Linked DNA regions of Mus musculus: all the other regions are linked to region 3. Evidence: chromatin loops called from intact Hi-C (ENCODE). Cell type or tissue: gastrocnemius. All regions are shown on one strand.

The links. Peaks named below come from ENCODE experiments on the same cell type or tissue, not always from the same donor. Only the 100,000 strongest peaks of a DNase experiment are listed, where the experiment ranks them.
Region 1: it touches region 3 in a loop (2.4-fold over the local background); 20 of 42 quality-filtered maps call a loop at or near these places.
Region 2: it touches region 3 in a loop (9-fold over the local background); 20 of 42 quality-filtered maps call a loop at or near these places.

What each region holds. Positions count from the first base shown.
Region 1 is chr3:89,095,422-89,103,421 of GRCm38, forward strand. It overlaps Fdps (farnesyl diphosphate synthetase), which reads right to left and starts at 6,546. Exons shown (of 10, transcript NM_134469.4): 1 at 6,441-6,546; 2 at 5,248-5,410; 3 at 3,879-4,019; 4 at 178-258; 5 at 1-55. The coding sequence starts at 5,388. It overlaps Gm22935 (a small nuclear RNA gene), which reads right to left and starts at 2,592; the gene lies at 2,489-2,592. In gastrocnemius, a CTCF peak has its summit at 6,736; DNase peaks (open chromatin) are centred at 4,230, 5,591, 6,236 and 6,641; H3K4me3 peaks cover 2,102 bases; H3K27ac peaks cover 1,100 bases.
Region 2 is chr3:89,084,887-89,092,886 of GRCm38, forward strand. It overlaps Rusc1 (RUN and SH3 domain containing 1), which reads right to left. Exons shown (of 11, transcript NM_028188.2): 2 at 6,252-7,675; 3 at 5,610-6,020; 4 at 4,783-4,881; 5 at 4,599-4,675; 6 at 4,291-4,465; 7 at 4,114-4,219; 8 at 3,914-3,960; 9 at 2,833-3,382; 10 at 1,887-2,009. The coding sequence starts at 7,587. Among named protein-coding and RNA genes, the nearest start is that of Rusc1, 4.5 kb to the right of the region's middle. In gastrocnemius, a CTCF peak has its summit at 2,768 (motif pointing right); DNase peaks (open chromatin) are centred at 2,785, 4,296, 5,169, 5,445 and 4 more places; H3K4me3 peaks cover 4,105 bases; H3K27ac peaks cover 3,437 bases.
Region 3 is chr3:89,156,193-89,164,192 of GRCm38, forward strand. It overlaps Hcn3 (hyperpolarization-activated, cyclic nucleotide-gated K+ 3), which reads right to left and starts at 3,965. Exons shown (of 8, transcript NM_008227.1): 1 at 3,593-3,965. The coding sequence starts at 3,867. In gastrocnemius, a CTCF peak has its summit at 4,014; a DNase peak (open chromatin) is centred at 3,987; H3K4me3 peaks cover 1,127 bases; H3K27ac peaks cover 299 bases.

The DNA of each region.
Region 1 (8,000 bases), 61 kb before region 3:
AGATGGAGGCTTCCAGAAGCAGAGCGTCGTTGATGGCATCCAAGCCTATGCCTGGCTGTTAGGAACAGTGTGAAACAAGTTACTGCTGGCCAGATTCAAACCATCACAGCAGACACCCCAACCACCTCTCCTATGGCCTGTCTACCACACCCATTGCTACTTTCCTGCGTGCCTTACCTTCTGATACCAGCAGATCTGTCCCCGGCGAGTGAGGGAAGAGTCCATGATGTCATCTGACACAAGGAAGAAAGCCTGGAGCTAGGAGAGGAACAGGGTAAGACTGAAGGGCTCTAGGAGGAGCTCTCTCTCAGAGACAGCTGCTGCTCTGAACACTGCTGTACACTGGGTAGAAGGGTTGGCTGTGGAGACCTCCTCTCGATACCACGTAGGCATCCTTTTTTTTTCAGGCTAATGAACTAAAACACACCTCTGGCACCTCTAACAGGCTCTAGAGTCCCCGGTAGCAGGAGAGTGTAAAACAACTTCATGTGGCTCCCTCTTCTCCAAAGCATCAGTGAATTTCTACCCCAGTAAGTGACTGTGTTGGTGAGTTTAAGGTCAACTTGACACAAGCTACAGCTATTTGGAAAGAGGGACTCTCAACTTAAAAAATGCGCACACCAGATTGGCATGGGCAAGACTGTGAGGCATTTTCCCAGTGAGTGCTGCCCACCTCTGGGCGGGCAGTGCTGGGGTGTATGAGGGAGCAGACTCAGCAAGCTATGGGAACAAACCAGTCACCATCATCCGGCATGCATGGCATCTGCACTAACTGCCACCCTGACTCCCCGCAGTGATGGGCTGACGGTCACACTTCCAGGAGCACCCCCCTGGCTAAATGGCTTTTCCCTTTGGAGAGAGCCTAGCTCCTTACATGGCCAAGGACCTGCACTTCTGCCCTTACCTCTACGACCCAGGTGCTGAGATCACAGCTGTCTGCTGCAGTGCCTGCTTCTGTACACAGCTGGGCAATGACCCCAAGACTCCATGCTACCAACTGAGCCACTTTGCCTGCCGGCAAATGCTCTTCATCTCAGCAAAGGACTCACTTGATATCCCCAGAGCCTAGCCCTGACCTCAGAGTGGTGCCTCCCAAGAGCTCGCCGTTAAGGAGATGGAAGACAACACCCATGACACTTCTGGGTTGTTTCCTTGAGACAACCTCACTATAAAGGCCAGGCTGGCCTCAACCTCAGGGTCCTCAGCCCACCTCCTGAACACTGAACCACCTCCCGCTCCAGTCAGGCTACACATTTGTCACACAGCAAGTGCTTTAACTGAACGACCTGGCTTTACTGTGTTAAAGGTGCTGAGGATGGGACTCGGGGCTTCACATACAGTAGGGAAGGCTTTTGACCTCCACAACAAAATTAAGCACTTTTTTCTCTTTTAACAAACTTCTATTATTATTGTGTGCAAGGGCTTCTATTATTGTATGTACACACCACAGCACACAAGTGGAAGTCAGAGGACAACTTCTAGGAGTTGTTTTGCCGTTTCCGTCTTTCCCTGGGTTCTGGGATAGAACTCACTTTACCCACTAGAACAGTACCAGCCCTCCACTGATCAGGGGTGAGGGAGGTGTGCCTCGGTGTGGATGCTCGCATGCCACAGCATGCAGTGAGTTCAGAGGGTGACTTTTGGGAGTCAGTATGCATCTTCGTACATGGGCGCTAGGGATCAAACTCAGGGCTCCAGAACTTTTATTGACTCACCCTGTCATCCCTATGATTCTCAACAGAAGTCTATCATTACATCATCCAAACACCACAAACTGTAAGTCAGTATGTGTGATGGCACACACCTATAATCCCAGCACTCGGAAGGCTGAAGCAAGGTGATCTTGAGTATGTATGAGCTGTACACAGTGAAAATCTGTCTCGAAAACAAAACAGCCAGGCACTGATGGAGCTCACCTCTAATCCCAGCACTTGGAAGGCAGAGGCAGGTGGTTCTGAGTTCGAGGCCAGCCTGGTCAACAAAGTAAGTTCCAGGACAGCCAGGGCTATACAGAGAAACCCTATCTTGAAAAACCAAAAACCAAAACCAAAGGGCAGCGATGTAGTTAAGGGATAAGAGAGTGTTTATAATAGACAAGACCCTGAGCTTCATGAAAACTTTGGAAACCCCTCACCTACCCAGAAAAAAAAAAAGTCACAGTCATTCAAGAGCCAGGTCTGAAACAAGTTAGAGCCATGGGGTGGGGGCACATCCACTATCTTAGGGAAGCAGCTTTCACTTGGCTCCGGAAAATCATTTCTGTAAGTGAACATGTCAAAGATGTTTGTATGTGTGTGTTGTGTGCACATGTGTTACAGATGCATTCATGTGGAGGTCAGAGGTCAACATTGGATGCCTTCCTCATTTGGGGTGGGGGTGGGGTTCTCTGAGATGTCTTTCTCATTTTGTAAATTTTGTATATCATATTTTTGGTACCAATCTTTATGTATTTTCACACATTTGATAGAAATGAAAAGCTAGAAAGGAAAAAAAGAGAATGAACATTTCATCTCTTGTCATCCTTGCAAAGGGGCCATGCTAATCTTTTCTGCATTGTTCCAATTTCAGTTCACATGCTACCAAACCGAGCACTCTTCTATACGCACTGGTGTTGGTCTGCAAGTGTCTGCGAATCATGTGCATGCCTGGTGGCCGCCGAGGGCAGGGAGGGTATCAGATTCCCTCGGTCTGAAGTTACACACGGTTGTGAGGCATCATATGGGTACTAGCCATTGAACCCCGGTGCCTTTTAACTACTGACCCATCTCTCCAGCCTTTCTACCTTATCCTTTTGAGACAGGGTCTATCACTGAAACTGCATCAGACTGGCCAACAATTGTGCTCCAGGGACCTGTATCTCTCCCCACCCCAGGAAGGGTATTACAGATGCACACAGCTGTTATATGGATATTGAGGAACTGAACACAACTGAACACAAGTGTTACTGTCTGCCTGGCACTGACAGAGCCGCTGCTCTGAGTCCTGTGTGCATGTGTCTGTGTCACACGTGTTCACACGGGTGTCTGGACTGAGCACATACATGAGTCAGGTGTCCTCCACACTCTCCACCTCCTTTTTTGGAGACAAACCTTCTTTCACTGAGCCTGAGCCTGGCACTGACTGACTGGCTAACCTAGCTTGCCAGCAAGCTCTGGGGACCTGCCTGTCTCCGTGCCCAGCACTAGGTGGCCGTATGTATTACACACGTGTCCCAGCTACCACACAGATGTGTGCTTATCAGTGTAAGCATGAGCCCAGGGAGCAGAAGCCTAAGGAAGATGCAGGTGTCTCGCCTGTCACAGCAATGCGTTCCCTTCAAACAGGCTCTCACTGAGCCAGGCAGCCCAGCCAGCCTCCTGCCTCTACCTACCATGCAGATTGTGTTCACTGCCACAGCTGGATTGTCACACGGCCCTGGCATCCCAATTTGGCTCTTCTGCTCCGATAGCTAATGCGCTTACCGGCCAAGCTGGTAAAACTACTTCTTTCCTTTTCTTTTTTTTTTTTTTTTTTTTTTAAGTTTAGGAAGTTTAAGGTTTCTGTTATTTGAAACAAAAGTTTCTTGAGTAGCTCTGGCTGTCCTAGAACCTACTCTGTAAATCAGGCTAGCCTAGAACTCAAAAAGATCCACTTCCCTCTGCTCCCAGTGATGAGACCAAAGGCGTGGGCCGCCACCACCACCATCTGGTGAGATTTAAGGTTAATATTTCTGAAAATTCTCTGTGCCCACCTGTCAGTCCCTGAAGTGATTCACACTGCCTAAATGTGACTACAGCACACAAGAGACACAGAAACACCAACACAAGCAAGAAATAAGCTTAGTCTCCTCATCAAGGAACCCAACTGCAGGACCCTCTGCTCCTCTGGCCCGCTCTTACCAGTTCTACACACCAGCCCACTGTCAGGGCCCGCTGAAGACTCTCAGCATCCTGTTTCTTCGGCTCCACCAGCTCCTGGAAGGCTTGTACCACGGTCAAACCCCGGTTGTACTTGCCTCCTAAGGCATTGTACTCTAGGACCTGAGGCAGGATGAGAAGACATCAGGGTCCACACAGCAGGGACCTGAAGAGATTTTTTTCCCTTCTCCCTCTTTGAACCCCAACTCCCCCTTGGAGAGCCCCTGGATCACTCCCCTCTTCATTCCCTCTCCAACATCCTATGGGCTGTGGCACCCAAGTACCTGCTATATAACATACACCCAAGACTTCCCCCAAGTGGAGGACTGGGACACCTGCCAACAAGCCTGTGTTGAAGACAAGGGCCCTGGTGTGGAGGGATGACTGACACCTATCATCTCAGTACTCAGAAGATGGAAGCAGGCAGGCAGACTGCATGAGTCTGAGGCTAGCCTCAGATACATAATAGGTTCTAGCCAACCCTGGCTACGGAAAACAAACAAAAGAAAAAACGAGGCTTCTCCAAAGTTAGGCAAAAGAAGGCTTTGAAGGGACAGCAAGGTTCAGGGCTATTTCTGACCCCTCCAATGTCCTCCTCCTGGGGCCTTCTCAACTGTGCTTCCTGCTAACTAACTAAGGAGCTAGCTCTTTAATACCGACACAGCATAGACAAAGAAAACTCTCCTCTTAGTTTTTTTTCCTCAGAGATGAGACAACATTTATAAAGTAAGAACTCCCCAGGCTACAGAGATGGCTCAGCAATGAAAAGCACTGCCCCTCGGGAGGACCTGGGTTTGAGTCCCAGCATTCACATGGCAGCTCACAACCATCCTCACACATACATACACGCAGGCAAATCGTCAAATGTCCAAAAAGTGAAAATAAAAATGTCTGTCTTTAAAAGACTTCCCAATCCAGGCACGGTGGTACTGTCACTGACATAGCACACAGAAGGCTGAGGTGGGGTTTGTGTGTCTGAGGCCATGTGGGCTTAAAAAACATGAAACTCTGTCTTAAGAAAATAAACACTGGAAGGAAATAGGTAACTCCAGTAGAACAGTCTTTCTAACAATACAATAACTTCCCTCAGGCCTCAGTGCCAACAGCCTCATGGTATCTACTAAGATCCTATCATAGTTTCAGGGCATGAAATCAAACTTTACTAGGTCCAAGGCTACTCTCAAGCAAGGCTCTCTGGATGGTCAAAAGTCATGGAGCCAAACATCCCCGAGGAGGGCTGAAGTGCAGCAGAGACCCATCTACTCCAGAGACCCAGGTAGTCACTTCGCTCTTATCGAAACCCCTCATGAATCCACACCTCTACCAGCTTCTTCAGTCCTGAATGCCTCACCTCCTTGAGCCGGGCAATAGCATCCCCTATCTCTGGGTGTCCCAGCTCCTTCTCAGTCAGCACCTTGACGATCTGGGAGAAGTGCTGGATGAAATTCTGCTTTTCTTGGTTATAAGCATCCAATTTCTGGTTCCCATTCATTCTGACAGAGGAGCTAAATGCTCTGAGGGAAAAAAAAACACACACACAAACAAATGAGAGGGTGGCTCGGGTGCTTCCCTCCCCGAAGCCCCACACCCCAACCACACTCACCGAGGCTCCTCTGTCCACACTTGGCACCACCAGCGGGCACTGTGCCAGGCCCCCAGGACTGGACACCCATATGCCAGGGAGGGTCGTTGTAGGAAACCAAGCCACCTCTCCCGGGGTGCCCAGCAGGGGGCTGGCAGCAGGAAGACCCCCAGAGATCTCAGCCAGCAGGACAGGGGCATCCTGGGTGTGCATGGGGGTGGGGGCACCAAGCACTCCCTGCAGGAGCAAGCACCGAAGGCAGATGCTTGGTAGCAGTTACCTAAGGTATCCCCCAAGCCAAGCTTGTTACCTCCTGCATTAGAACGCCCCACCCCGCTTCTAAACTCAAGAATTACATAAAAAACACACAGGAAATGAAAAGTTTGTCGGAGTGACTGAGATCCAATAGATCTTCACTTAAACCGAAAATGGCTAAAACTGAACACTTTCTACTTCCAAGGTTGCGTTCACTACAATTCGGAACATTGTATTACGGGAATTACGGGATGCAAGGTCCTTAAGTCACAATGTTAATGGAGACACCGAACTGAGGTTCAGTGAATGTAAGAGAGCTGAGCTGACGAAGAGCCAAAGCTGGAACCCAGGAGTCCGGATGTAGGGGAAAGAGAGGGAAGCTCTTAGATAGTCCCAATGAGGGGACTGGAGCCGAAGGTGCTGTGCGCTTGTCATCTGTCCCGGCACTGGTGCTAACCGCAGCCGGCCTCCGAGCAACAGGTGGGCGTGGGAGGACTCACAAGAGTAAACTAAAGGCCTGGCGTACGGAAGACTTGAGGAAGACGCCAGCGTTTAGAAATTCACGAAGGCACAAGCAAACCGTTCATTCTGGCCCACCGACCCCAAGCCCCGTAACTCCAACACGGACTGGTCCTTTAGTGCCTCGGAGCTTCACCCGATCCGAGACACGGGTAAACCTCAGCTCCAGCCCCAACAATAGCTCTCACCTGTTCTTCAACGCGGATTCTCCCGGGGTCCAAGATGTTTGCGGCTTACACCTAAAAGCTGAGCGTGCATCCGCTCAGCACTCTGGGAGTTGTAGTTCCCAGTCTCCAGGCTCAGGAGGCAGAACATAAATATAAAACTACGACTCCCGGCATGCCACGGACTAGGCGGCAAGAAACTCAGACTTGTGTCTCAGGGTGGGTGTGGCCTAGTTCGCTGATTGGCTAAATTACCTCGTGTGAGCATGGGCCTTGTGACGGCTGGCCAATGAAAGGGTGGCGCGCGGACCATCAGCCCACTAGGCGGTCGGCGGTGTCGGTACACCCATACCGAAAGCCTGGGAAATTGGCTATCTAATTCCTAGCTATAGTTCTTCCAGTGCTTCTGGTTGACAGTGTTTCTAAGATCCCGGAATAACCAGCCTTGCAGCTTCCTATTTCCAACTCTAGCAAATCACTTCTTACATCTTTGATTCTAGTTAGGTGAAGTCGCTCATTTTTCCAGCCCTTAGAAGGGGTGAGGCAATAAGATCAAGAGTTAAAGCCATGGGGTGGGGCTGGAGGGAAAAAAAAAAAAAAGAGTTAAAACCAATATGGGTCGTGTAATGAGTTTTAGGCTACTTGGAAGACTATATGACTATATGAGAGAAAACAACACCTTTCCCCCAGGTACTTTGGCGCCCTTGAAGCAAAAAGGTAAAAACTCAAAGCAGATGTTAGAACTTTCGGCCTCACAGTTTGCCAGCCCACCACGTTGACTCCTTTTTACTCCACCCCAAACCCCATCGCGATCAGAAAAGAGACCTGAAACTACAAACCACCTCAGACATTAATGGACTTGTCCTTGAAGTATTAGAAATAAGTTTCATTGTCCCAAAGAAAGAGACCACTACCACTCCGGACTAAAAGGTTGAAGGGTCTAGACAAGATAAACTTTACACATTGGTTTATTCTGCAAGGTTTCTCCATGTAGCCCTGGCTGTCCTGGAACTCTCACTGTAGACCTGGCTAAACTTCAACTCACAGAGTGAGAAAATAGTAGATTGAACATGGCTCGCAGAGGGGACTAGACCATGCATAAGAGAAGGTAGGGAGCTTAAGGGAGGGCCAAAACAGCATAGCCGAGGTTATAAGAATGTGAAGTGAGGGAAGAGAAGCTCCTGAGATAGAGACGTTTAGGATAATGGGGGAGCTGAGAAGAGCCAGGAACATGTGATATACTGTGAGAGCCTGGATATACTGGGGGAGCCTGGAGGCCGGCATAATTTTTGTCCCTTCTGCTGCCCATGTAAGGGTAACCCCTTTGGTAAAGGGGAACCGGTTTCACAAGTTCCTAACGAATGCTAGTTTTGGTCAGAATTTGAGGAAATGGAGTTTTCTTTAGAGCTCCTTTGGACAGTAACAACATAAGAAACAGACAAGCCAGGGTAACAAAAATAGTCATGAAACAAACTCATGGTAATACCCAATTAACTGCCAGGATGCCAAGTCTGTGCAAGAAGAGAAGAGCTGTCAACCACTGGCTTTGCAAATGGAAAAGAATAAATTAAGATGGTTATCTCA
Region 2 (8,000 bases), 71 kb before region 3:
TGCAAATAAGATGGCCTTCCTGATTGGGGCGGGGGTGGGGGGGGAAGCACCCACTCTTCTGTTCTTGGCAATCCGTCCCTCATCTCCTCTGTGCTCTTCAGCTGGACAACCGTTGCCCTGATTTGGAACTCTAGCTTCTCTGGGGCGCTCGCTACATGGCATCGTTTATCTCCAAGACCTTCTCTTGGTTTCCCCTCCCCTCTCCACTTGCCAGTCACAGATCTTCCTGAAGCATAACGAAGTGTCCCATCCTCAGACTCTAGCCCCTTCAAGCGTTGTCACTGCCTCAGAATGACATGCTGGGTCCTTGGCTGGCTGACTGGCTGATCCATCCTTCAGGTGCCACAGTTCCACTCTCCACACTTAAGTCCCCCTCACTGTGACTTCCACTTTCCCTACCAGACACATGCCAGAACCAATACTGAAAACACCTGAGCCCCAAGCCACGGATCCCAGGGGTTCCAAAGGCTTGCAGCTCCCTTGTCTGCTCCTAGCCAGGCTACAGACATACCACTATGTGTGGCCAGGCTTGTCTGACGTGCCAGCCACCCTCATCTCCAGTGGACTATGTGCTTCTTAAAAGTGGGGTACGAACAAAATGGGGTCATATTTGTTCTGTCCTTGGCATAATGCCTGGCACAAAGAAGTGCCTGAGTAGATGACTGTCCAAAACTTAATTCAGGTGAGGTGTGACAGCACATACCAGTAATGCCAGCACTCAGGTCTCCACGTTCCAGCAACCTAAGCTACATAGTATGACCCTGCCTCCCAAATAAATACAAATAATTTAAAAAGCTCAATTCAGGGGGAATGTAGAGATTGGCTCAGCAGGTAAGAGCACTGACTGCTCTACTGAAGGTCCTGAGTTTAAATCCCAGCAACCACATGGTGGCTCACAACCACCTGTAATGAGATCTGACGCCTTCTTCTGCTGTGTCTGAAGACAGCTACAGTGTACTTAATTATAATAATAAATCTTTAAAAAAAAAAAGCTTTTTTCAAATGGACTGAAAATACCCAGAAGAAACAGAGCCTTAAAATAGAAGTCTAAGCAGGCATGGTAGTGCACACCATTAACACCAGCACATACTGTGTATGAGACATACTGAATTGAAGGCCACTTTAGGCTACATAAACAAACCCTGTATAAAAAAGAAACCAGAGTTTGGTACCACACATTTTTAGTCCCAGCAAAGGTAGGCAGATCTCTCTGAGTTCAAGCCTGGTCTACAAAGCAAGTACCAGGACAGCCAAAGCTATACAAGAAAACCTTGTCTCAAGTAAATAAATAAATAAATAAATAAATAAATAAATCTGACTGCATAATATTTCTTTAGCAATGCAGATGAATTTCTATGAGTTAAAGCCATCGTGGTCTACATAATGAAACTCTGTCTCAAAAAAAAACAGATTTTGGGGGCTGGAGAGATGGCTCAGTGGTTAAGAGCACCGACTGTTCTTCTGGAGGTCCTGAGTTCAAATCCCAGCAACCACATGGTGGCTCACAACCATCTGTAATGGGATCTGATGCTCTCTCATCTGGTGTGTCTGAAGAGAGCAACAGTGTACTTACATACATAAAGTAAATAAATACATTTTTAAAAAGTTTTTCATGTGCTTATTTTTTATGTGCACTGTGTTTTGCCTGCATACATGTCCTGTGCACCACATTTGTGCAGCAGCCACAACTGGCCCAGAACTCAAGACCCTGCTGTGTCAGGCTCCCAACTGCAACCACAACCAGCGTCTTCTTTTCCAGAGAAAGAAGCTAAGGGTCAAAGAAATTAGTGCCCCAGCCGTGACGGGCAGGGAAGAAACCAAGCCTTTCCCACTGCCTCCTGCCCACACTATGGAGACAACACCCAAGAGCTTCTCCCAGCCCTTACCTGTCAGCCTGCACCACGCTGCCTGGTGAGCTCACAAGCGCCTCAGGAGGAGTCTCAGGAGGTGTCCCCCTCTTCACCAGAGCCAGCACACTTACTGTTGGGGGCAACCAGCTGGATGGTCTCCTAGAGGGAAGAATGCAGGTCACCAAAGCCAAACCACCCCAGAAGAAGGACCCAAGAATCCTCCAAGTGGCACACAGGGGAACATCAGAGCCGAGGGCAGAGTGGCAGCTATAAGGTCTATGGATTGATCCATCAGGGTCTACATAGGTGTGGAGTCAGAGCCAAAGTCCCCAGACGTCACTGAGGAGGCTCCACGGGGGTCAGAGATATCTTTTTTTTCTTCTTCTAAAGAGTGAGATAAATATTTTCAGCTCTAAAAGCCAAGCTGTGAAATCAAGAACTTTGGTTTGGTTTGGTTTTTTGTTTTTCAAGGCAGGGTTTCTCTGTGTAGCCTTGGCTGTCTTGGAACTCACTCTATAGACCAGGCTGGCTTCATACTCAGACATCTGCCGGCCTCTGCCTTCAATAGGATTAAAGGCGTGTGCCTCCACCGCCTGGCTAGAGAAGACCTCATTCTTAAATCAAGGTCGAACTGTAAGGAAGTGAAGGAGTTAGCTGAATGGGTGGTTGGGGTAGTAGCTTTCTAGAGAGAGGGACTGTTCCTCTATGAAGGTCTGTTCCTGGTATGTTTCAGAAGCAGCCAATGTGATGTTCGGTCAAAAAAAAAAAAAATTAAAAGGCGTCACCACCACCACTCAGCTTGAAATCAGGAACTGCATGTAGCCACTAAAATGTAATCATTTGTGAATGTAACCATTAAAGCCCATGGCTACAAAAACCAACCGCCTGCCTATTATTGAAAGGATCCTGAATGACTGGCCACTGGGGGGCGCTGATGATACCGGAAGGTCAGAAAAGGGACAAAACGCACGTGTGTACATACCTAGACTTGAAGGCGCCACTCTCAGTTTCTGAGGGGCACCCAGGCACACCAAATAGCCGCCCCAACCACACGCTTCTGCCTGGTGTGGTTTGTTCCGTGGGCGGAGGTGCCTCCTGTGCCGCCTCAGCTGTAGTTCCATGACGCCTGGGTCCCCACCGGAGAAGAGGGAAGCCCTCAGTGCCTCCAGAGGCATAGACCCGAGAAGCCTGGGTCAGCTGATCCCACCAACTGCCTGCTGGAGGGCGTGCTGAAGGGGTTGAAGAGTCTGTAGTGCTCTCCCCTGAAGTCCCTCGGAGACTCTGAGCCAAACGTTCCCCCCAGTGCAGCACAGCCTGCATAGTCTGCTGGAGGGCGGGAGGGGGGCATGAAGGGGCAGGAGCCTGCTGCAGGCCCACGGGTAGGTGGTGGTGGTGCTCAAAGAGCAGGTCCAGGTGGAAGGTGAGCACCGACAGTGGCTGCAGCAGAAGCAGCAGCTCTGTAGCCAGGGATGGACAGCTACCACGAGCCAGGGAGAAGAATCCGGTGGGCAGATACAAGAGGGACAGTAGGCCTGGAAAAGAGCAGCCAACATCAGCCCCGGACCAGCTCCTGCACCAATTCCAGTGTCCGCAAACATCTTTCAGACCTCTCACTCTGGGTACCCAACGGAGGCCAGAGGAGTTGGGCTACAGGACTGACAGTTATCTCTCTGCCCGTGTGGAACCATTGCCTCCGGAGGGAGACTTGTCCAGTTAGTGCTGTTAACTGAGACATTGTATAGGCTAGAAAGGGAAAGGCCTGGGAACACACACAGGGGTGGGGACCTGCCTTTCAGGGTAGAGCTGGACTCTTGCTGAGGAAGAGACCCACAGGAGAATTGAAAGCTATGAGGAAGCAAGAAGGGGAAGGGACCTATTCCAGGTGTAGGGAATAAGAGATGGCCCCAAGGCAAGGAAGACCTCAAGTGGAAAAATATGAAGGGCTACAGAGCCTGGGCTGAGTCTCTTCTCATACTCTTCCCCTAGATGTGTATTCTGACCTCACAGAAAGCCTGTCCTCTCCTTGCCCCGCAGTACCATGCCCTCCCGTCCCAGCTTCTGACCTGCATCCTCCTGGAGGCTGGAAAACCACAGTTCCAACTGTTTGGTGCTGGAGGAGAGAGGAGAGGTGGTAAATTCAGGGAAGAGGTGGAGAATGAGGGCGAGGGGAGGTCTCTAGAAACAGCTTCCACTACTGTGTCCTAGCCATGATATGCTGGTGCTTCCGAAGTCAGCAGAGCAGTGGGGGAAGGGCCACACTCACTTGAGGAGGCCCAGGATGAAGGCGTGGAAGCGGCTGCGGCTGCTACTCAGAGGGGCCAGTCGGCTGACCTGGCTGTACAGAGATCCCATCGAATGTGTGCAGGAACCTGAGGATGGGGGCAAGGGTCAGCCAGGTCCGGGCCCTGCTCCCGTCGGATCCCACTCCCTTGTGGCTCACCTGGTTTCACAGATGCCTCCACCACACTCCAAGGGCTGCTCCTCCGCTGTCCAGTGATGAGGTCCTTCCGGAATGGCTTCAGCCCATCAGCCACCAAAGCATGGAGGGCCGGGCAGAGGGTGGTCAATACCAGATGCCCCACATCTGGGCTCAGTCGGCTATCCCCCAATTGAGCCTGGGAACAGCGCGTAATGTGCAAAGTGCAAAGCAAGAGGGTCCAGAGGCGTGGCTAGCCAAGTGTTCCGGAGTCTTTCCACTTCCCCCTCACTACATTAAATCTTCCAACATCCTCCCTCAAACCAACTCACCTTCTGAACCAAGTTCCTAGCAGCCCCAAAATGCGAGATGATTTTGTCCACTGAAGCGCTGACAGCTATCAGGAGACCTGGGTGGAGATGGAAGGAAGACACATCAAAGCCCCTGGTTTCAACCGGGGTTTGGGGTGGATAGCTATAAACCAAGGCTCATTCAGAAGGCGGGAAGGGTAACTACCTTTCTTCTGCTCCTGCAGCTGGCCAGTCCCACTCTGGGCTTCTGCCATCCACAGCCGCTGAGCCCCGGGAACACCGGCAAACGACCAGGAACTGCGCACTAAGTGACAGAAGAAGGACGCGATGACGCTTATTTGCCAAGGGTTACACAGAGGACGTCGGCTCCCTTGGTTTCATAGTTTGAGAGTCAGGGGGAAAGAAAGAACATAGCCACTTAGGGCGTAGAGCAAACCCCGGCCCTCGCCGCCCCCACCTCAGTTCCCATTGCCCTTCCTCTCTGGTTAGTCGGGGAGCCACACCGACCAGCTAGCTGGGCCTTTAAGAAGGAAGATGACTGGGCGAGGAAACCGAGGGCTGCACCCACACCGAGCACGTGGGAGCCTCGACCAATGAAAAGACAGACAGACGGGAAAGGGTGGGGAGTCTTGGAGAACCCACGTAGTCACCTTGCACCTTGTCAATGCTAGGCTCTAGCTTCACCCTACTTGCGGCGGGGCTAATGGAGGGGATGTGGCTAGAATCTCCTGGGAGGGGACAATAGGTCCAAACCACCGAGGCCAAGAACTTCCCTAGCGGAGGAATTCCACAGAGGGTGTGACTCCAGGTCCCTAACAATGGACCTCTTAAGCTGGGCAGACCAGGTGGAGCCCGCTGTGCAGCGAGGGGAGCAGTCACGCTCCTCACCCCCAGCAAGGCCAGGCTCCCCGGGACTAATGAGCCCGCTAGGAGCCTGCACCTAGCCAGGCACCCCCAGATAAAGGTTGGCCCAGTACTGGAAGGACAGCGAGCCGAGGCGCGGCCCGCGGGGCTGGCCCGGGTCCGTCTTACGTTGCCTGGGCGGAGGTGGTGGCCTTCTGGTCCAGCGAGGGGCGGTCGGCGGACACGGTGGTGTTGGCAGCGGGGGGGCGGGAACCTGGCGGGGTAGGGGCGCCGCGGCGGGGAAGGTGCTACTTCTGGGAAAGAGCGGGGATAGCAGCAGTGCCAGTTCGGGGCTGGCCAGGCAAGGCAAGGCCCCCCGAGTGGGAGGAGAATAAGCTCCCACTGGGGATAGGCGCACAGGCAGGAGCTGCTCCTCCGGGGGACTCGCTGCCCCCAGCAGCCGGAGCCGGGAATTGGACCACCCGGTCAGAGGCGTAAAGAGCAGGGACCCGGGTGCGCCCGCGCCCCCACCCTCCAACAGGGGGCGCCCGTCGGCCGAGAACCGGAAAACCGGGGGCCGAGGGAATAGCGAGGGACCGGCTGCAGGCGGGATTGGCGGGGCCAGGTGCAGAGGGGGAGGGCAGTGCGGCCGGCAGCCAGGCAAGGAGGGGCGGGAAAGAGAGGAGCAAAGAGTTAGTCCCTTCACTCCAAGATCCACCCAGTTTCCCTTTCCCAGAGCGCGCCCTGGAGATGGGGCGGGAAGGACACTGCAGAAGGAGGGGACCAGGGGCGGGCTCAGGACCCGCCCTCCTGCGGGTCCGCGCTTCTTACCCACGGCGTGCGCGCGCGGTTCCTCCGGCTCCTGCGAGGCGGATGCCTCCTCACCAGCCCGGGGGCTGGCCGCCCTGCCCTCCTCCGACAGCCCCTCTGCAATAGGCTGCAGCCCAAGTCGATTTTTCTTCCTCCGCGGAGGGACGGGTGGGGGAGGCGGTCGAGGCGGGACCAAAGCCCACCCAGCCGGGGGGTCCCGGGGCGGGACTGGCGGAGGCTGGGCTCGGCTTCTCGACCGGAGTTCCTTGAAGGTGGTGACTTCTCGGGGAGGTGCCAAAGAACCTCCCAAGGACCCAGTCGGCGGGAGCTCAGTGTCGGGCGAGAAGACTATGAGCCAGTCGCTGCGATCTTTCTTGGCCTGCGGCACAAGGGGCAGCCCTGGACCCCGCTTGCGCTTCTGGGCCAGCTCATGGAAGGACGTGATTGTCCGATGGGGCACCGGCTCCTGGCTGACGTCACCTCTCCATCCCCCATCAGTTTTCCCTGCATCTATTTTCGAACCAGAATTGGTGTTCAAACAAGAAGCCAATTTCCCAGATTCCGTTTTTAAGCTCGAGTTTGTATTTTCGTCTGTTTTCCGACCAGAGTCACTGTCCTCGATGGTTTTCCACCCAGCTTCAGTTTTCTCTGTGTCAATTTTCCAAATGGGGTTAATTTTCCAACTGGGCTCTGCTTTCCCTGCGTCGATTCTCCCATCTTCGGTCTCTGAGAGCTCAGAGGTAGCAAGATCCTGTTCCCCACTGTCTTCCTCTTCCTCCAAGCCTGGGGAAGGTAGGTCCTGGCAGGTGGTCAGGGCGTTGCAGTTCGAGTCCAGGTCAGGTCCAGGTGGAGAAGATATTCCAGAGCAAGAATCAGGAGAGCAACAGAAACTGTCTGGAGAGCAGGTGCTAGGGCCCGCTGGAGCCAGAGGAGAGCCCAGCTCCAAGGTGCTAGGCTGAGGGTTTGCATCCTCATTACCAGGCAGGTCTCGCGAGTAGACTGACACTGGAGACTCATCAGGGCTAAGGTCTGAGCAGGAGCTGAGAGAGGAAGAGCATCCTGGATCTGAAGGGGAAACAGCCTCTTCCTCCTGGGAAGGGTCCTGCTGATTTTCTATGCTGGACCCGTGCTCCTGGCAGCATCTACAGGGCACAGCTGGACTGTTGGAGTTGGCATCCACAAGGGTCCCGCTGCAGGGCCCCCTGCTTTCCTTGCCCCCGGTGTCTCCCGGGGGCGGGGGTGTGCTCAGAGGCCCCTCTCGTAGTTCAGGACGGCGGGACAAGTGCAGGCCTAGGGAGACATGCTGGAGATGGATGTGATTGAGGTTGCAGAGTAAAGCCCGCTGAGGGGACAGCATGGTGCCGAGGGAGGACGACGTATGGCTTTCAGAGAACCAAGAGGATCCAGCGTCTCACATCCACCTACCTGACAGTGTAGATGCAGACCTAGAAAACAGGGGTGGTTGAAACCTAGATCACGGGTAAGGGCACTGGAGGTGACTGAGGACTAGAACAGGCCTGGGAAGGATCTGGCTGCTTTGGGAGATATTTAAATGAGATTCAAATCACCACGGACAGGCCATTAGTTCCCACTGCAGTATTTGCAGGTGGAGCTGAACATAACCTCCAGGGAACGGAGAAAGGAGGGTCATCAGAGAATGCAGTTGTACTCTGATCTTTGTGGGGCTGCGAAGCTTGAAAAAAGAGTGGGGCCCAGAATATGGGGGTGCGATGCTTGAAAAAGAATAGGGCCCAGAATACACCGATTCTT
Region 3 (8,000 bases):
CCACAACCTTCGTGCTGCTATTGCACCAATGTATCGTGTAGGCAGGCAGCCATCACTGTAGAGCACAGGATTTATAGCTGGGCTGGCAGTTACCTTTCTCTTCTGGTAGCATGAAGGGTACCTTTCAGTACCATGAACACTAGTCAGCAGGAGTGAGCAGAGAGTGTTGTTAACCACTGAGCTTTCTCTCCAGCCCCTGAGTCTGACATTTTAGCATTTAGCAAAAGAAGCAAGAGACACAATGGTGGGCTGAAGAGATGGCTCAGTGGGTAAGAGCACTGGTGCTCTACCAGAGATCCTGAATTCAATTCCCAGTAACCACATGGTGCCCTCTTCTGGTGTGTCTGAAGAGAGACAATGTACTCACATACATAAAATAAATAAATAATTCTTTAAGAGAGAGAGAGAGAGAGAGAGAGAGAGAAAGAAAGAGAGACACACACAATGGTACAAATCAGATGATTCCATGTACACAAAGCTCTAAAATGGACACAGAAAAGTGATGAAACATTTTTAAGCCTTTCTATTTTACTTATTATTTATTATTATTATTATTATTATTATTATTATTATTGTGTGTGTCCATCGTATGTGATGCATATGGAAGTCAGAGTGCGACCTGTACGCTCCTTTCTCTGCTCCAGTGGCTGAATTCGGATTCCTGGGTCTGTGCAGCAAACACCTTTAGCTGCTAGGCTATCCTACCGCCCCGGCCCCTTTCTATTTTATTGTTACTTTATGGCAAAATTATTCTTATTGTTCAATACTATTTTCTTTATTTACAAGTTAGAATCAAGAGACAAAAAACGATGGCCCAAAGGACCAAGGAGGCGAATAACTAAAACCTCTAAATGAAAAGAGAAAGGAAAAAGGAGAAAGCAGAAAAAGAAGATCAGCAAAAAAGAAAAAAAGCACAGAGAGGTTCTTCCTCTTCCTTCCCCACTGAGAATGAGGAAGTCAAATACATAGCGATATGTTAGTGTGTGTGCGTGCACACGCGTGTACATGTATGCATGCCACAGCACACATATGAAGGTCAGAGGACGGCTTGTAGGAATCAGTTCTCCCCTTCCACCACGTGGGTCCCAGGAACTAAGCTTACATGGTCAGGCCTGTTGGCAGATTCAGTACCACAGAATAGAATGCAGGAATAAAGATGCAGTTCAGAGGCAAACTGTGCACCTGGCGTGTCTGAAGATCTAGCTTCAGTCCCTCGCACATCTCACCCACCCATGAAAAGTGAGAATAGTGGATTTGAGAGAAGATTGTGAGATTAAGCCGGATGGTGGTGGTGCACACTTGTGATCCTACCGCTTGGGAGGCAGAGGCAGGTGGATCTCTGAGTCCAAAGCCAGCCTGGTCTACAAAGTGAGTTCCAGGACAGCCAGGGCTACACAGAGAAACCATGTCTCAAACAAAACAAAAAACAAAACAAATAGCAACAACAACAAACATACCAAAACAAAAGCCAAACAAACAAAAGCAAAACCCCACACGCGCACAGGCTGGAGAGCAGTTAAAGGCACTCGCTGCTCTTGCCGAAGTCCCAGTTTCAGTGCCCAGCACCCATATGCCAGCTTACAACCATCCGTTAATCCAGTGCCGGGGGATCTGACCTCCTCAGCCACTGCATGCACATAATGCACAGACTTATATGCAGGCAAAACATTCATACCCATACAATAAATCTCATTTTTTTCAAAAAGTAAATGTGAGCACAGCTACAAACACACCTATGCACACACACTCACATGCGCGCACACACACACACACACACACACACACAGACACACACACACACACACACACATATACTAGCACCAAGGTTGTTTTGTAATTTTCTAAAACTAGGGAGCCTGCGCTGACCTCACTGGGCTGTCAGGCTCAGCAGTGCTGTCTACACTGTAGCTGTTGCTATGGTGCATACACTCTTTATCTCTTTATCTCCAGACTTCTGGAAATTCTTTTCCCGTCTCCAGGTCTCTATTTCTAGTCTAGGCTGTCCTTCCCTTCTCTATCATCCCCACTCCAACATGAGAACAGGAATGATGATTTCCTGTAGGTGAGGAACTGCCATCCTTGGTGGGGGTGGGGACGGGAAGAGGCTACCCTGTACTCATTTAAACTGGGCCTTTCAGGGATGCCCATCCCCCTCCACAGATGGGCTATGCACATAGAGGATTCCCTGGGAGATCCCAAGGCATCGAGGCTTGAGCTATGCACCCCTTCCCTCCTCCAGGCTACCTGTGCTAAGATGCGCAAGGACAAGCTACATTGCCTCAGAAGAAACTGTAGATATGAGGTCAGGAGGGGAGCAGGGGACAACATTCAGAGGAAAAAAACAAAAAACAAAAAACACTGGAGCACACATGACGGTTTCAGGGCTAATCCCAGCGTAAGTCCTAAACACAGTCCCTTCTGATTCTGATTGCAAAAATCAATCCTCTCAACCTCCAAAAAAGCTTGTTAGTTCCCAAGTCCAGACCCACCCCCGAATGCCCCTCAGACTTGAATGTTTTCACTCAGCAACAAACCCCTGATGTTTCTTCCTCCCCTTCCACAGCTGCAGAGGAGAAATCTTGCACTGTGAGACACTGGGAGAGAGGAGGAAAGGTTGGCCGCGCCATCAGAGCATCTTCACAGCCTGACTCACAGGCAGTCACAAGCCCAGCGGGTGATGTGGTAGAGGACTGCGAAGCAACACAACTCTGAGGGGGATATGGCTTCTGGGGATATGTCTGAGGGTGAACTGGGGGAGGGGAGGGGATCTGCTGGAGAACAGATAGGCAGGTGAGAGCGAAAGAATAAAGAGGACTGGAAAGAACAACGCAGAATAGGGGACTATTTACAGGGAGTGAATGTTTGAGAATGGAAGATACTGTCTGGGCCTCCGATTGTGTTTCCAAGCTCCAGAGACACACCTCATTTCTTCAACTGAAAGCTGTCCTTCACTGTCCCCAAGGGCAGGGCTGATTTTCTCCCCTAGCGACCTTGATGTAGACGTACAGCCTGAAGGGGACAGTGAAATGGCTACATCCCAGTTCTCTGTCCCTTTTCTCTCCGGGAAACACCTGGGCGGTGGCTGAGCCCCTGCTTTCCTTCCCAATCTTTCTGAGTACCCGCCCCGCCCAGCCGCATTCCGCCTTCAGCACCACGGACAGCAAACAGAGCTGTGGACCCGACTGACCCCTGTTCTTCTCCAGCGTTCCCAGCGTCCCTGATCTGTTCTACTGAACTGGGCAAGTGCTCGGTGTGTGGTTAAAGCGTGGTAGAGAGTGGAACTAGGCTTCTTCCTCAGGTCTCCAAGCTTTGGGGCATGATATAATTTCCCACATCCCCAGAAAACAGTACTGAAAAGAGGCAAGGTTTCCAAACTCCGATGCTCTCTGTGGTCATTGAGGTTCCTGCATTGGGTGCACTAAGTCCTCGGAGATTACCTGATGTTCGCTGTCCCTTATGCTTCCCTAACCTGACAAAACACTGAGGACCTCGGGGAAACCCGCCTAGGAATTCCCAGGCTGGGTTGGGGGAGGTGACTCCACCCGGCCGGTAGCACTGGTGTCCCTCGCTCTCCCCGTTGAGCCCCCCGTACCGGAAGTCGCTGTAGGGGTGGATGATCCAGGCCCCGGCGGACTTCACCCTCTCCTGCTCGATTTCTACTGCTTTGTGGCTGCCGAAGACCCGGAGAGAGAACTTGTTGACCGTCGGCTGCAGCAGCGTCCCGAGCTGCCGCCTCTTCGGCTCGGGCGCAGACTCCGGCACCCCACCTGAGGCCGCGCGGGCCTGGGCCGGAGCCGCAGGAGGCGTCTCGCGTGCAGGGGTCGCCGCTTCGCCGGCCCCCGCCGCCGGCCGCGCCTCCTCCTCCATGATTGCCCTCACTCGTAGGGCCTCCCCAACCGGTCCAGGGCCATGGCGGGCGCGCAAGTCTCTGGGAGAGCAGCCCAGGCAGGGGAGCTCCGACCCGCGTGCGCCCGGGGCACAGGGGGCGTGTGCAGGCGACAGACGTGCGAGAGCTGCGCCCCCTGGCGAGGGCTGCGTGAGACTGGGCGGGGCGGGGCGGGGCGGGCCGCTGGCACAACTGCTGCCCACACTTTCCCGAGAGGGCGTGGCTTAGGGGTCCTGAGGGTGGGTGGGTGCTGTGTGTGTGTGTGTGTGTGTGTGTGTGTGTGTGTGTGTCTGTCTGTCTGTCTGTCTGTCTGTCTGTCTGTGTCTGTGTGTGTGTCTGTGTGTCTGTGTGGTGGGAGTGCTCAGCTTGCTTCTGGAGGCGGGAAACTCACTAGGGCATATGCAGCCTGGGGACCTCCTGAGGGTCAGGGACAGAATGGGAATCTGTTCTGACCATGTCCTTTCTCAGCACTCTCCTAGGAGTCTTGCTATGCCAGAGATCCTCTAAACTGCTTTCTGTAGTATGTGTTTCCTAATTCATTAAGACAACCTTTAGCAAAACCATTCACTGAGTGCATGCTGAGGATGCAAAACTGAGCACAGAAATCTTAGCTAAGTCAATGGTTCATCTCCATAAACAGATCAACAACCAAGGAAATACCATACTACATGCCTTTCTGAGCTTTACGTGTAGAACAACTTTTTTGTTTTGTTTTGTTTTGTTTTGTTTTGTTTCAGACAGGGTTTCTCTGTGTAACCCTGGCTGTCCCGGAACTCACTTTGTAGACCAGGCTGGCCTCGAACTCAGAAACCCGCCTGCCTCTGCCTCCCAAGTGCTGGGACTAAAGGCATGCACCACCACCACCCAGCTTCTTTCCTCTTCTTACAGCCACTGCCTGAGATAAACCGTCATAATCTCCAACTAAATTATTTCAAGAAGTTTACATTTTGTTTTTGACATGGGCTGTAGCTCAGGCTGGTCTTGAACTTCTGATCTTCCTCTGAATTTCAAGCACTGGGATTACAAATGTGTGCCACTCTACCTGGTCTCAGAAGTTTTTAATAATTTTCAAAGTCTGCTGGACTTGGTGTTGCAGTCTTTTAATCCCAGTACTTGGAAGGCAGAAGCAAGTGGATCTCTGTGAATTTGACACCAGCCTGGGCTATATTGTAAGTGCTAAGACAACCAGGGATACATAAAGAGACTGTCTCAAAAGAAAAAAAGAAGTCTTCACCAAATTCTCCTAGACAAATTCATGTTTCAGTCTCCAAGTACACTTTCTACATCCACATGACACTGTTCAGTTTTCTTAAAGTCCTTCCAAGTGTCTCCATTTTAGAAATACATTTAAGGGCTGGAGAGATGGCTCAGTGGTTAAGAGCACTGACTGCTCTTCCAGAGGTCCTGAGTTCAATTCCCAGCAACCACATGATGGCTCACAACCATCTGTAATGAGATCTGATGCCCTCTTCTGGTTTTATATTATACATAAAATAAAAAAGAGAAAGAAAGAAAGAAAGAAAGAAAGAAAGAAAGAAAGAAAGAAAGAGAGAAAGAAAGAAAGAAAAAAGAAATACATTTAAGCTCCTTAGTGAAACTTACCAATCACTAAAAATTTGAACTTAGTCTCAGCAACTTTCAATTACTTATAAATTGTATTTGTTTACTTTATCTGTCTGAGGGGTTTGTTCCTATGTCTGTTCTATGAACCATGTGTGTGTGCCTGGTGCCTGCAGAGGTGAGAAGAGGGCACTAGAGGCCCCGGAACTGGAGTTAGAGAGAGTTATAAGCCACATGTGGTTGCTGGGACTTGAACTTGGTTCACTCTAGGAGAGCAGCCAGTGCTCTTGACCCCTGAGCTCTCTCTCCAGCCCTGAGTAATTACACAAGCTGCAGGTGATGGACTGCGTAGTTCTGCTGTTTTTGTTTTAGTTTCCCTGTTTTGTTTTGACTTTTTTTTTTTTTTTTTTTTTTTTTGGTTTTTGGTTTTTTTCAAGACAGGGTTTCTCTGTGTAGTCCTAGCTGTCCTGGAACTCACTCTGTAGACCAGGCTGGCCCCGGAACTCAGAAATTCACTTGCCTGCCTCTGCCTCCCGAGTGCTGGGATTAAAGGTGTGTGCCACCACTGCTAAAATCACACCTCCTTAATCCTAAAATTCTTGTCAATAAAATACAAAGAGATGCCGGGCGTGGTGGCCACGCCTTTAATCCCAGCACTCGGGAGGCAGAGGCAGGCGGATTTCTGAGTTCAAGGCCAGCCTGGTCTACAAAGTGAGTTCTGGGACAGCCAGGGCTATATAGAGAAACCCTGTCTCAAAAAAAAAAAAAAAGGTGTGCGCCACCAAGCCCGGCTTGTTTTGACTTTTTAAAGATTTATTTACTGTAGCTGTCTTCAGACACACCAGAAGAGGGCGTCAGATCCCATTACAGATGGTTGTGAGCCACCATGTGGTTGCTGGGAATTGAACTCAGGACTTCTGGAAGAGCAGTCAGTGCTCTTAACCACTGAGCCATCTCTCTAGCCCCCCTGGATAGATTCATCGATTCTCTCTCTCTCCTCTCTCTCTCTCTCCTCTCTCTCTCTCTCCTCTCTCTCTCTCTCTCTCTCTCTCTCTCTTCCTTTTGGTTTTTTTTTCGAGACAGGGTTTCTCTGTAGCCCTGGCTGTCCTGGAACTCACTTTGTAGACCAGGCTGGCCTCAAACTCAGAAACCTGGATCTCTTTTTAACACAAGGAATTTCTAAACTATTTCTTGCTAACCAGTCTAGTCTCCATTTGACTATTCACCCAGTTTCACTCTTATTTTCCTTAACTTTAATATATTTATTAACTGAGGGTTATTTTTATTTCCCTTCCAATTGTCCTTTCTGACAATTACCCAGTACCTTTATTTTTTTTTCTTTTTAAGAATTATTTATTTATTTTAGGTATATGACTGTAGCTGTCTTTAGACATACCAGAACAGGGTATCACATCCCTTTACAGATGGTTGTGAGCCACCATCTGGTTGCTGGGAATTGAACTTAGGATCTCTGGAAGAGCAATTAGTGCTTTTAACAGCTGAGCCGAGCCATCTCTCCAGCCCCTTCCTAGGACCTTCAAATAGTGTTGTTTTTCTCCTTTTTTTTTAAAAAACATTTATTTATTTGTATTTTCTTATGTGCATTGAATATTTTGGCTTGCATGTATGTCTGTACACTACATGCATGAAATGCCTGAGGATACTAGAAGAATGTTGAATGGCCTGAAACTGGAGTCACAGGGCACATGAGTCACCATGTGGGGGTTGGTTGGGAACTAATACAGGTCCTTTGGAGGAGCAACCAGTGCTCATAACTGCTAACTTATCTCTCCAGCCCCTCAACAACAACAACAAGAACAAAAAACAAAACAAAAGATAAAACAAAACCAAACCTTTGTTTTTGAGACAGGTTATCAGTGTACTCAGGCTGGCTTTAAATTCATTATATAGCAAAAATAACCTTGATTTCCCAGCAGTGGTGGCGCACGCCTTTAATCCCAGCACTTGGGAGGCAGAGGCAGGTGGATTTCTGAGTTCAAGGCCAGCCTGGTCTATAGAGTGAGTTCCAGGACAACCAGAGCTACACAGAGAAACCCTGTCTCAAAAAACTGAAGTAAAAAAAAAAAAAAAAAAAAAAAAAAAAAAAGGAAGGAAGGAAGAAATAACCTGGATCCTCCTGCCTTCACCTCCTATGTCCTGGGATTGGTTACGTGTATAGGTTGTATGTATGGCTCTCTTGCCAGGGCATTCTGGGCAAAAGGCAAGTACTCCACCAACTAAGCCACATCCTGAGCTGGTTTGATTTTGAAACAGTCTCACACTGCAGCCCATGCGGGCCTTGAGCTCCTCCAAATAATCCTGCCTCAGTCGTCTAAGAGCTGAGATTATGAGCATGAACCACCATGTTTAGCTGCTGCTTCTTCCTTTTCGTTTTCTTCTTCTTCTCCTTCTTCTTTTGTACTATTTAGTAAACTGAAGCTGGAGAGATAGATGGTTCCGTGGTTAAGAGTGCAATCTTCTGGCAGATCCAGCATCCACAATGGTAAGCCCTCAATTGCCTGTAACTTCAGCTCCAGAGGATCTGACTGGCCCC